Regions from separate parts of the Homo sapiens genome. Here region 2 is linked to region 1. The links are chromatin contacts, found by Hi-C or POLR2A ChIA-PET in ENCODE. All regions are on one chromosome and are shown on one strand. The core of a region is the stretch at or near the end of the contact, and the rest is flanking DNA. Distances in the headings are between cores, read along the strand shown.

Evidence for each region. Hi-C counts contacts between places; a loop is a spot of excess contacts on that map. ChIA-PET counts read pairs that join two places held with the same protein, here RNA polymerase II (POLR2A). Pooled maps may share reads with other maps.
Region 2: a loop to region 1 is called in a map of esophagus muscularis mucosa, with 1.9 times the contacts of the local background. The contact joins two enhancer-like sites. A Hi-C loop is called at or near these places in 3 of 168 maps with a recorded cell type or tissue (aorta, esophagus muscularis mucosa and psoas muscle) and 2 of 50 pooled maps. POLR2A ChIA-PET finds 5 or more read pairs at or near these places in 1 of 52 experiments (HCT116).

Annotation. Positions count from the first base shown.
Region 1 is chr10:28,174,147-28,181,464 of GRCh38, forward strand. The region is part of intron 3 of MPP7 (MAGUK p55 scaffold protein 7); the gene reads right to left. Among named protein-coding and RNA genes, the nearest start is that of SNORD130, 100 kb to the left of the region's middle. Within about 2 kb of position 5,530, at least 6 of the 41 ENCODE cell types and tissues checked have a DNase peak (open chromatin) inside an H3K27ac peak, as active enhancers do; they include HCT116, where a contact is called at or near this core.
Region 2 is chr10:28,109,478-28,116,212 of GRCh38, forward strand. The region is part of intron 11 of MPP7 (MAGUK p55 scaffold protein 7); the gene reads right to left. Among named protein-coding and RNA genes, the nearest start is that of SNORD130, 39 kb to the left of the region's middle. Within about 2 kb of position 2,379, at least 2 of the 41 ENCODE cell types and tissues checked have a DNase peak (open chromatin) inside an H3K27ac peak, as active enhancers do; they include HCT116, where a contact is called at or near this core.

The DNA.
Region 1 (7,318 bases), core at 4,280-6,779:
CAAGAATGTGTGTGTGGAACAGCAACGACTGTCATACACTGATCGTGGCAATACAAACCGCAACAATACCCAATTACCCAGTGCTATGGTTTGGATATGGGGAGCCTTTTGGCCCCACTAAGTCTCATGTTGAAATGTTGGAGGTGGGGCCTGTTGGGAGGTGTGTGGGTCATGCGGACAGATCCCTCGTGAATGGTTGGTGCCATTCTCTAGAGAGTGAGTTCTCACTCTTAGCTCCCATGAAAGCTGGTTAATGAAAGGAGCCTGACACCTCTCCTCTCTCTTTCTTGCTCCTTCTCTCACCATAGGACACGCATATGCCAGCTCCGCTTTGCCTTCCACTGAAAGTGGAAGCGTCCTGAGACCCTCATCAAGAGCAGATGTTGGCACCATGCTTCTTGTACGGTCTGCAGAACTGTGAGCCAAACAAATTTTTCTTTATAAATTACTCACCCTCGACTATTCCTTTGTAGCAACACAAAACAAAGATACCCCGCAACTCCATTCTTACATCATACCTTAAGAAAATACATATACAAAGAGTTGAATGAAAATCCTATTTCCCAACATTTCCATTCCTTAGTATATACCCAACAGAAACACATACACATTCAGGCAAAGACCTGTACAGGACTGCTAACAGCAGTGGCATTACCAAAGTGGTCAAAAATCAGAAATGGTAAAAATGTCCATCGACAGTTGAATAGATAAATTGTTCTATGCTTACAGAATAGAATACTGTTTGGTAACAAAAATGAATTAATCTAGTAACAACATAAATGAATCATATAATTTGAGCAAGAGAAGAAAGACACAAACAAAATACATCCTGCATGGTTCCATTTAAAGAAACTTCCAAGAACATGGCTGAGCATGGTGGCTCATGCCATCCCAGCACTTTGGGAGGCCGAGGTGGGCGGATCACTTGAGGTCAGGAGTTTGAGACCAGCCTGGTTTACATGGCAAAACCCCATCTCTACTAAAAATCCATAAATCAGTTGGGCGTGGTGATGCGCACCTATAGTCCCAGCTACCTGGGAGTCTGAGGCATGAGAATCACTTGAACCCAGGGGGCAGAGGGTGCAGTGAGCTGAGATTGCATCATTGCACTCCAGCCTGGGTAACAGAGTGAGATGTCGTCTCAAAAAAAAAAAGGAAAAAAAGAAACTTCCAAGAACAGGCAAACCACCCATAAACTTTAAAGTGAGCCGAGTGATTTACTTAGGAAGTAGAGTTTGAAGTAAAGGAGCAAGAAGATGGGGGAGAGGAGGGTACATTTTGGGGTTCTGCAGGAATTTTTTTAAAATGCCATGAAATAAAAGTATGTGAACATACATGATTAAAAGAACATACTGAATATCTGGGAAAACTGATACTAAACAGTCAACACTGAGAAATATTTTTTAAGAATCAGAAATTTTAAAAAACATTCTTTAAACATCAAGACAAAAACACTTATAAAGGAAAGAAAGTTATATTGACACCATACTTACGAACACTTTATACCAGAAGCTGAAGAAGTATGATACTTAAGATATTCAAAACAAGAAGCTATGAACCAAGGATTTTAACTTTAGACAAACTGATCTTCAACTATTAATGTAAAGACCACAAGAAAAACTTGTAAGAGCTCAGGGAAAATTGCTCCCTGAGCCCTCTCCATGGGAGAGCAACTAGGGGATGAATTTCTGAAATAATCAGAGAAGCTTTTGGATAAGAAATGATAGTTACCATCAATATACTGTATTTAACTAAAGTTAAACAATGGGGCAGAGTAAAAAGTAGAATGCAGCTTTTTTAGAATCTAGCAATGCAGGTCAAATACAACTACCAAAAATTAGGAAGAGAAGGGAAATAATATATGTAAAGTAAATAAGTTCATTGATTACCTTTAATTGGGAGTTTTAAAAAAGTATATAGTAGTTTAAATTAGAAGTTGGGAAGAGCAGGGTAAAGGAATTCCTATTGGTCACTGTTAGGAACCAATACAGTATTTAACAAGAGATTCTAGAATTGAGAATCACTTGAACCCAGGGGGCAGAGGGTGCAGTGAGCTGAGATTGCATCACTGCAATTCTCAATTCTAGAAATCTACCTTAAAATATACAGGGGCAGGAAATGTGTAAAATAAGCCTGAGAGACCCTGTCAGGCCAAAAAGCAAAGAAGCAATCAAAGCCCAGTGCAGTTGGGTCAAAAACAAAACAAAACAAAACAAAACAAAACAAAACACAGGAGTCAACTTGAAGGCACTCCCAATGGCCAAAGCTGGGGTCATTTTAGCATCAAAAAGAATAATAATTGCACTGGCTGGGCATGGTGGCTCACGCCTGTATCCCCAGCACTTTGGGAGGCTGAGGTGGGTGGATCACAAGGCCAGGAGTTTGAGACCAGCCTGACCAACATGGTGAAACCCATCTCTATTAAAAATAAAAATAAAAAATTAGCCAGGTGTCATGGCACATGCCTGTAATCCCAGCTACTAGGGAGGCTGAGGCAGGAGAATTGCTGGAACTCAGGAGGCAAAGGTTGCAGTGAGCTGAGATTGTGCAACTGCACTCCAGCCTGAGCAACAGAGCAAGACTCTGTCTAAAAAAAAAGAAACCATCATTCTGAGCAAACTTTCGCAAGGATAGAAAACCAAACACCACATGTTCTCACTCATAGGTGGGAATTGAACAATGAGAACACTTGGACACAGGACGGGGAACATCACACAGCGGAGCCTGTCGTGGGGTGGGGGGGTGGGGGAGGGATAGCATTAGGAGATATATCTAATGTAAATGATGAGTTAATGGGTGCAGCACACCAACATGGCACATGTATACATACGTAACAAACCTGCACATTGTGCACATGTACCCTAGAACTTAAAGTATAATTTAAAAAAAAAAAAGAAAGAAAAGAAAAAAACAAGAATAATTGCAGTGGACTAAAACTCATCAAATATACAAAAATCTTTGTATTCATACCGATAGTAAAAAGAGTTCTGGCCGGGCGCAGTGGCTCACGCCTGTAATCCCAGCACTTTGGGAGGCCAAGCAGGCAGATCATGAGGTCATGAGTTCGAGACCAGCCTGGCCAACATAGTGAAACCCCAACTCTACTAAAAATGCAAAAAAAAAAAAAAAAAAAAAAAATTAGCCAGGCATGGTGGCGCGGCTGAGGCAGGAGAATCACTTGAAACAAGGAGGCAGAGGTTGTGGTGAGCCAAGATCACGCCACTGCACTCCAGCCTGGGCAACGCAGTGAGACTCCATTTCAAAAAAAAAAAAAAGAGTTCTTACTGATTCACTTTTGGAGGGTGCAAGGGCACCAAAACAACATTGTGAAAATTCGTAGATTAATTGTTCCTATATAAGCTGTATTTCAAAATAACCTAAGAATTGATAAGGAAAAATTGTTCTGTACAATGATAAGAAAATGATTAAATAAACCATAGCATAAGCGGTTGATGGATTACAATAATGCCACTAAAAATTATGATTACAAAGTTTAGTGATTAAAGATACGGATCTCTTCTCTATCCTAAGTTGCACTAAGATGATTTTTCAAATTAAAAATAACAGAAATGAGACAGAAGACTAGAGAGTTCAAAAATTTTTAGAAAAAGGAAGCCACCGCATAGAACCAGACAAAGTGGGGAATTGTTTAAAAGAGACAATTTGACCCAGGGAACACTGTCATGCTGGCGGATCAGGGATGCCAGGCATGCAGGTGCTGAAACCCTAAATACTGTGAGGGGCTCCTTTCCCTTGGCTGATCCAGAATGTCAAGCAGCCAGCCACCTAAGGCCCAGGCAGCAGATTCCAGGTCTCTCTGATGAAAAAACTGAAGAGCCATGGAGAAAAATGGCTCTTTATTCTGGGATTTGCAATCTCTCCTCCTGTAACCAACAGTAGCTGATTTTTCATCCTTTCCCTCTGAAGCAGAGTTTTTAAGTTCTGGCACTACTGACATTTTAGGCTGAATAGTTCTTTGTTGTGAGGGGCTTTCCTGTCTATCGCAGGATGTTCAGCAGCATCCCTGAGCTGTTCTCCTAGATGCCAGCAGTACCCCCTCCTCAAGTCATCACCATCAAAGATGCCTCCAGATGTTGCCAAATGACCAGGAAAGGCGAGAAGGAATCCAACTCAGTCGAAAACCACTGTTCTACAGAGATTCCACCTGTCACCAGGCCCTGCTCCAACACATAGATCTTCCAATCAGCTCTTTTAACAACTCACTATTAAACACAGGCAGACAACCAAGAATAAGCAGACATTTGAGGAAAGCCCCCACAGGATAAACACCAAGCAGGCAAAACAGGAAAAAAAAAGTCCCAGAGTAAAGAAAAATTGTGAACAAAATGAGGAGAATTGAAAATGAAACCGAAACCATTCTACTGAATACTCATCAACAAGCAGAGTAGCATGATAGTAAAAATGTAGAACTTGAGTCAGACCACCTGGGTTCAAGACCAGCTCTACCACCTAACTGGCTGTGTAATCAAAGTGGTACCTCATTCTTCTAATCTTTACAATGGGGTAAAGATTAATATCTATCTAAAGGGTTGCTGGAAGAGAGAAACAAGGTACTTAGAACTTTGAAAAGTTCATGGAACACAGAATCAACAAAAAGGGGGCTTTTGTTTTGTTTAATTATCCTCAGAAAGATTCTATAGTGTATCCATGGAATGAGACTAAGATGTTACAAAAAAGAAACAGAGACATTCTTCTCAAATGTACTGGAATTAAAATAGCAGCAGCGAATTTTTAAGATTTTAAAGAGAAATGTAGTAAAAGTTGAAGAAATCTCTTTAAAAGCAAAGGTAAAATCCAGAAAGGCCAATATTCACCTAAAAGAACTTCTAGAAAGATGGAAGAGGAGAAGAGCTGAGGGAAGGAAATTATCAAGAAATTAAAGCTGAAGAACAGATGTCTCCAGGACTGAAAAGGTCCATTGGATCCAACCATTACAACGACTGGGGTGCAGATAAAGAACTCCTTGCAACCCCACACTAACCTCATCACTGTGAAATTTCTCCTCCAACACACTCACACTGGTTAATTCTTCAGCAACTTTCAGATCTTATTTAACTAGATCAGTGATCAGTTCTTCAATAAAACTTCCCAGAATCTTGGAAAATACCCCCTTCTCTGCCCCTTATACACTCAAAGCACCAAAAACCTGTCCCTATCTCAGTAATAATTACACACTTACTCAAGTGATTACTTGAGTGTTGATTCCAAGAGTCATATGGTTTAAGACCACCGTGTCTGTTTTTCACCATTGCATCCCCATCATCTAACACAATCTATAATAACTATTTAAATACATTTTATATAAATGAGCCATATAATAAAATTACTGATTTCTTGGAAATATCATACATTAATAATAATAAATACCTCTACTACAGAGTTTCACAACTCATTACATGAAATAAAAAAATTTCACAAGTTTTTCGTACTGCTTTGGCCTGAATTTGCTTCTTTTATCTTTAACCCATCAGTGACAGAACTAAATTCTTTAAGCTAGGTCTCAGATGTCCCGAAGGAATGAGCACCACCTAGTGGAGGCACATAATATTAAAAAGTGGCTTGAAACACTACCTAAATTTACTAGGCACACAATAGTGGCTAGCCAAATATTTATTCAAATTAAAAGACAAAGATACATGCCAACTTTGTCAAGTAATGAAAATCAAATTTTTACCATCTGTATAATTTATAACATTCCAATTTAAACAAATGAAATTCACAAATAAAATGTATTTTTAAAGTTGGCAGTTAACATCCTTTCATTTAGCTTTTAACTGAACACAGAAATGAAAACAATGAGGAAGAAAGCAATTCTAGATGCTATGCTTCCAAAGTGAGAAAGAAAATAAAGGTACAATTAAAACACTAATTGCATATGAAAATACACCATTTGATACACTCAAGCCTTTCAAAAAAAATAGGAAAGTTTTTTATCAGAAGGGAGGGGGTGTATTATACTTTGATATTGATAGCCCTCGCTTGCTAAGCAAAAATAATTGTGAAATGTAGTAATGAAACAGGGGACTCTAAGAACAATGTAGATACATTTGTCTTCTAGTTTTATTAGTGATGAAAGGAAACACAAATCAAAAGTATCCAGGATAGCACACTCCTGGGTTAATATATTAATATTAAACTGGAATAATCAAGTAAAACAGGGACATCTTACAAGACATATCACCCTTTCTCAAGCCTTGCCACAGTGGTTGCAGAGGGGAGATGCATGTCTATCAAAGAAGAAAATGTAAAAATTACCAAGTTTTGACAAGAAAATGAATATGAACTTTCTACAGCGCAACTGTTAGATCAATAGCAACTACCTAAAAGTAATTAGCCTCATGCAATGTTAATAACTATTTATTTTAATTTCTACATCACTAAGCCATATTTGAAAAATATATTTGAAATGTAATATAGTGAAAATACTTGTTAAAATTAAGTTATAAATAATATTGTGGTAATAAGCAATGCCTAAACCTTAGCAGCATATAACAACGAAAGTTTATATTCCCCCAGACACTCTCTGTCTACTGCATTTCCTCTGTGAACTCTGCTCCACAAGCCCACGTGCTCAGACCCAGGTGGGGAGAACTCCCACCACCTGGAACATCAGCAGTCAGCAATGGGGGCTGGAGGGTAGGAAGAAGAGACAGAGTGCACTGACTGCTAAAGGCTTCTGCCCAGCGGTGACACACTTCACTCCCACTCACATTCTATTGACTAAACAAGTCATGTGGCCATAACTAACATCAAGAGGTGGAGAAGTGCAATCTTACATGTACCTGTAAACAGCACTACTGCAGGATATACGGATGGATGGATGGATGAATGGATGGACCCATGGGTGGGTAGATAAATATAAAATAATTTTTTGATTCAGAATGGATCACCTGCAACTAATTTTACATATACAGAAGCTTATTAATTTTACTTTTAGGTTCTTTATAATAAATTAGATTTACATTAATGTCTTATAGAATTATAATAAAGTATTTTAAATAACATTTTGAAACATTTAAAAATACTCAATTTTAAAATGTTAAAGATTTAAAGTATTTTACGTGAAAATGGAAAGAATGATAAAACCAATCTAATTCAGTAATTTCCTTTGATAGTCTATTATTGTTAAACCGTGATCATCATAGAACATTCCTAATTCCTATTTTATTGACATGCAGAAATATCAACAATAAACTTCATTTTAAACCAGGTGGATAAAAATATCTTTCTTTATTAACTATCATCTGTCTGTAATAAAGATGATGCAACTTATGCCACAACTTGAGCTGACTGAAAA
Region 2 (6,735 bases), core at 1,129-3,628, 68 kb before region 1:
TATATCAAAAATATAAATTAGATTAATATAAAGATAGGGCATCTGGCAACGTTTCCGGAATATAATAACCAAAGCACACTAGGAAACCCTTTGTGTCCAGCCCATTGAGCCTGTGTAACGTGAAGGTGCATGCCACCCCCACCGAATCTCAGAGCATGCGAGTGCAAATGCGCTCATTTCAGATAAAACGAGGTAATGACTTCGAGGAAAGCAACAGAAAGAAAGAGATCCTCCTCCGTGGCCAAGTGCTCACCTATATAGGTTCCACTGTTGTTACCAGCATAGTCAGCATCTTCTGGATGGAGTGTAAAAGCATACAGAACAAAAGCCAAGAAATAAAGCAGAACAGTTAGAAGGCCAGCCGCAGACGCAAAAAAAAAAAAAAAAAAAAAAAAACACTTAAAACAATTAGGTAAAGCACAGCATAGAACAGCCCTTGCAATGCCACTCTTAAACATAAAACAGTTTGTTTTATATTTAAGTTTAAAGTGATATTTTTAAACATCATGCAGGGTTTTTTTAATTCCTCCAACTTTCTTCAGTGGTTTCTTGATGCAGTTCCAAGAAAATTATACGAGACTTGTCTGAGAGGTTTATATTTTCTTCTTTTTTCTTTTTTCTTTTTTTTTTTGAGATGGAGTCTCACTCTTTTGCCCAGGATGGAGTGCAATGGTGCAATCTCGACTCACTGCAACCTCCGCTCCTGAGTTCAAGCGATTCTCCTGCCTCTGCCTCCTGAGTAGCTGGGATTATAGGCACGCACCACCACACCCGGCTAATTTTTGTACTTTTAGTAGAGACAAGGTTTTGCCATGTTGGCCATGCTGGTCTCGAAATCCTGACCTCAGGTGATCCGCCCACTTTGGCCTCCCAAAGTGCTGGGATTACAGGCGTGAGCCACTACGCCCGACCTATATTTTTAAAGTTAAGAAAATGATGCCACCTGATCCCCCAAAGTACATTTACTTTTGTAAATCAGGCTCTTAGATAATAGGTAAAAATACAGCACTTATTTTGGCTCATTGGATTAGACAGAAAGGTTAAGATGAAAATATGTCCTTTCTATTGATAAGAAGAGATTTCATGTTGGGAGTAACAGGGGAATGAAATATTGGTATTTCTTTTAAAGAACTGATAAAAACATTTGTAAAGTAAGCAATGTGCTAGTATTTTTAAGTCACATGAATACTAGGCTATACATATCTTAAAAACTTTATTTAAGTAGTGGGGTACTTAATATTTTAGGCCTCTTTCTTGTGGAACTAGCAGCATAGACTGCACAGAAATAAATTAATTGAGAAGGTTCCCCTAGATCCTACATCAAAATACGTCTGTCAATACATTTGAATAATACTGTTTATTTCATTCACATTTAAGACTACTGACAGAATAAAAATATAATGTATTATTTCAGATTACATTCTATATTTCTGCTGCATAAAGCAAAAAAATGCATATTTCTTTCTAAAACAAAGTGCAACCACAATTTTTGGTATTGTAACGTCAAGATGGAAGTTTGGATGTACAACAGAGTACATTTGTAAGTTGATTGTTATATTCAATTTAATCCTACATATATGTGCACTAAATAAAATGACTAGACTATGCAGGGTAACTTATTATACATGTACCTTTAATTTCCTCTGAGAAGCACAAAGAAAATGAGAAAGGAAATGATTAAATGTGCAGAAAATGCAATTAGAATAGGAAGATGTTGCACCCAAAGGAAAAAAAAAATCCACCTACCACACTCAACTGTTTCCTCATCTTAGCAAAGCCAAAGGAAAAAACAAATGTATTTTAAATGTTTCAAAATTATCAGTCAACAAATAAATAGAATTTATGAAAAACTACATTTTAGGCTGCACTGCAGCCTTGTTTTAAAAAGAATGCATACACTTAAGTTGTCAAAACATAGTCCTTACATAGCTTATTAAATAACCAAATGGGAAAAATAACCAGAACAAAAACCTTCAGCATTTTTTTCAAAATAATGTCTTTAATAAGGGGATTACATTTATTTTCATAGAACAGTTTTGTTTGTAAATCAATCTGTTCAACACTTAAAAGAAATTTCTCGATAAAAATAGTGGAAAGAAAAAAGGATATTAGAAACAACAAATTTTGTCCTTAACATATCTAAATATCCTGTAAATTTAACAATAACCTGACAATTATCAATGTTATATACATATCAAATGAGTTATGCAGAATCATTTATTTTTATTCTGTCTATATTATCTGATGAAAGGTATTTTAGAAAGTAATCCTAAACAGTTCCTAAATTACTAAGAGGATAGCAATTTAAAAGTTAAATATGACTTCAGAGACTCGCTTTCAGAAGGGTGGAAAAAATACTGGCAATATTACAGAGGCAAATCTAACTATGAGTCAAGGTACAAAGCATTTCACTACAATGACCTCAGAGCAAATAGGAGTGATCAGAACAGTTCTCCCCTCATCCATCCAAGCTACAGAATAGTGGCCAAAGAAAACACTTCCAGGAAGGTGTATACCACTGTATTTTTATTTTTCAAATACCTATGGATCCTTAAACTATGTTGGCTTGGTTTGACCAGTATTAGCAAATATCACAAGCAAATCATTATTATTATTCAGGCTCGTGCTTTGAATCACCCAAGTTGTGACTTTATTTAAGCACATGTCTTAGTAACTCTGACCTGTCATGCGCATCTAAAGCAAACGGTTAGAAAACAAGAAATAAACGATATGATGTGGCTTAGGCAAACAGCTAGGCATGATGGACATCAGATGGGTCACTTTGAAATCTCAGGTACTCCATTATAAAGTGGGTTGTTAAACATAGAGTCTATTTTTTTATAGGACCAATGGGATAGATTAAATACTACACCCTCGATTAAAGACTTAGCGCCATGGAAATCAAATGATAAAAGCCATACCACAAAAACCAACAAAAAATTAAAACACCAATGCCAATCCACAAAAAAATCTGTAATTTATATCACATATAGTACATATTTCACATTTTAATAAAATTTCATGAATATGCTGTATAAATTTGCAAAAGAATGTTTCTCCATAAAATTTTTAAGTAGAGAGAAAATGATATTTTTATATCACTGATATAACCACACACATATATTCAGTAGCAAGTATCATGCTTAATGAACATCCAGTAAGAAAAGGAAACAGAATTTCTCAGACTTAGCAAGTTTGAACAAAGAGGAAAAAATATATAAAACGTTGATCTCAGAAGAGAGTTGGGATAGTCACATGATTATTACTATGTGGAAGGCACTGTTCTGTGTACACTACAATACACAAACTTATTTAATTCCCCAACAATCTATGAGTCCAGTACTATAATCCCCATTTTTTTCAGATAAGAAAGAACCCTATAGTGAATTCTCATAATTTTATGTTGCTTTGGCATCCATTGTGAATGCAGGCTTAACTTTCTCATATCAGAAACAGGGCTTAGTCGCCCTTGACATGGCTTCAAGCTCTCTGCCTCCTCCCACTTCCTCAAGGCAGCCCATCCAGATATCTGCCTTATACAACTGCCTGCTGGTGACCACCTCACTATGGGACATACGGATACAGCCTATTTGACTCACTCCGTGACCTCTACACCCCACGTGGACCATGCAATTATGCTGCAGTGACCACCTCTCAGTCACAGCATAACTCCACGGAACTCATGCCTGCTTTCTTTACACCCACTATTTAGAACTCCCAGAAGGAAAGCTTGCTTGGGTAATGTCCTGGACCCCAGTGAAGGCTTTGGTCCCCCCATCTCTCTTGCTCCCCACACACTGGTTGAGTCTGCATCCCAGACAACTCCCCTCTTCCTGTTGGCCCTGCGAGGTATACTGCTCTCCTCTCTGGGATCTGTGAGTAATACACTACCTCTGCTATTTCATGCACCCCTGCTATTTCACGTTGCCTCCTCTGTGTCTCACCTGCCCAGCACACCTGAATCTACAGTATTTCCTGGTCAGGGCATTCCTAGAGAGTGGCTATCTTGGTAGGAATAAACCGGAAACAGGTCAGACAAGAGCCCCAAGAGTGTCTGTCAATATAATCAAGTCCTTATGAGAGAGGACATCTGGTCACAGGTGGACACTTAGGCATTAGGCCTTCCACCAGAAAGAAGTATCCCAAGAAAGGCACACTGCAGACAGCCACGACCACCTCCCCTGCATCAGAGCAGGGCTAGAGTTTATAGCCACTTTCTAGAGAGAGCTCAAGAACTAATTAGAAAGAAAAAAAAATACAACACACTTGTCCATGTTAAAACTGGGATTTGGACCCATGCCATCTGGCTCGAGTCTGAGTTTTTAATTCAATGCTATGCTAATCATGACAAAATCATGTTTTGATTACTCAAGTCTCAGACTAGAAATGGGCAGGAGAGAGGTCGAGGGACATAAAGTTTCTTACAAGTTTCCTACTGACTTAGCATGACCTCCCATGGCCCGCCATCCCTCCCCAAAGCTTCGGTATTCCAAGGGAGAGTCTCCTGCCAGGAGTGGCCAGGGAGGGCCAGCTCCTCTCTCCAGTGTTATCAAGAGTCCACCATCTGCTATCTTCAAGTACATTAGAGCAGGAGAGGAAAGTTAGAAAAGTGACAAAGGGGAGGCCAAGAAGATCTCAAAAAGATGAATGTGGCTGAGCACAGTGGCTCATGCCTATAATCCCAGCACTTTGGGAGGCCACAGAAGGAGGATCACTTGAAGCCAGCAGTTTGAGATCAGCGTGAACCACATAGTGAGAACCCATCTCTACAGAAAATTTTAAAAATTAGCTGGGGGTGGTGGCGCATGCCTGTAGTCCCAGCTACTCAGGAGGCTGAGACAAGAGGATCACTTGAGCCCAGGAGTTCAAAGCTGCAGTCAGCTATGATGGTGCCACTGCACTCAAGCCTGGGCAACAGAGTGAGAGCCTGTCTCAAAAAAAGGAAAACCTTTTTTTTTTTTAAAGAGAAAGATAAATGTGCTGTCTTAAGAGAATGAACTAGAAAGGTTCTGTGAAAAGCACGTGGTGAGTCCTGCACACTGGGCAGTAGTAAACGTCCCATTCTGCTGGATGTCACTCTGCAAGGGACATGTGTGACACTCCTGACAAGTGGAGAAACTGTGTCTATATTAGTGTGCTATTATTCACATGGGCAAGGTTAAATCCCCATACTAGAAACCACTTTCCTAAATTCCCCACCCCCTACCGCAATCCGTCCTAAAAGTCTGCAATAATCCGCAACCACAGATCAGACCCCTAAGAGTTAACCAATGCTTTCCAACCTGCATGGCATTGAGTCCCCAGGACAAAATACAAGAGACAATAGGGCTGAGAACGCTTCCAATGGAAAGACTAGAAGCATCTACTCTGATAGTGTTTGAGAAGCAACATCTTGGGGAATCCCAGGAGAACACAGTTCACTGAGACTGAGTGTGAGCAGTAACAGTTAGAAGGTTCTTCACCTCAACCATCTTCGATTTAAGTGATCAGATATGAAATTTACAACTTAGTTCATCTACACCTCTTTCCACCCAAACTCTGAACTCTGGCATCTTCCAGATAGTATTAGTATTAGGGGAAAAATACGTTAGGTTTTTTGTTTGTTTGTTTGTTTGTTTTGTTTTTTGTTTTTGTTTTTTTTTGAGATGGAGTTTTACTCTTATTGCCCAGGCTGGAGTGCAATGGCACAATCTCGGCTCACTGCAACCTCTGCCTCCCAGGTTCAAGCGATTCTCCTGCCTCAGCCTCCCGAGTAGCTGGGATTACAGGCATGTGCCACCACGCCTGGCTAATTTTTTTGTATTTTTAGTAGAGACGGGGTTTCACTATGTTGGTTAGGCTGGTTTCGAACTCCTGACCTTGTGATCTGCCTGCCTCGGCCTCCCAAAGTGCTGTGATTACAGGCGTGAGCCGCTGTGCCCGGCCAATGTTAGGTATTTTTTAAAACCCCACGTGTTTCTGTTTATACAAGACCCCACCAATATTAAGAAAATGTTTGACAATGTTTTAGACATACAAACTTCATGTAACAACATAAGCAATGTGTTTGTTTCTGAATTAACTTTATGTATGAAAACAACAAATAAAATTACTTAAGAATCCAGGAAGAAGAAGCTTACTCAACTTGAAAAGCTTTATTACAATGACTTGTAGCATCCTGTGATATATTATTCCTAAGTGTTAAGACATTCCAAAATACCGGTACCGTGTGCAGTGAATTCGTTATTTTACTCAATGCTTAAATTCTTTTTTGCCTATTGTGATTATCAACTGACAAATGTTTGCCTTTGAATGAACTAAGTTACACCTTGCTTAAATGGATACCCTTTGGCTTCAGTTAAATGTTTTCTTTTTACCTGCATAATAATAATCATGACTAGTTAAAACAAATTCTACAATAAAATATTTTGTGTTTTCCTTTCTAATCTTTAAATGGTTGAAAAATTGTACATTCTTGTTTCTTTGACTGCAAGAATTTTTTAAGAGTTATTGTGTAAAACAAAAATTTTGAATTAAGGTTATTCAGTCAGCAATATTAGAAACTTTTAGGTTCTTATATTTTGATAACTAAAAAAAGGAAACAACACTATAAAAACTCACACTTGAATATTCTGTTGTAAAATACACTACCTGAATAACAGCTTTTTCTTACTCCTTTCTGAAGACAATATATACTGGATTTAAATATTTAATATAAATCACATCCTACTGAACTTAAATTAATTTGATGTCATT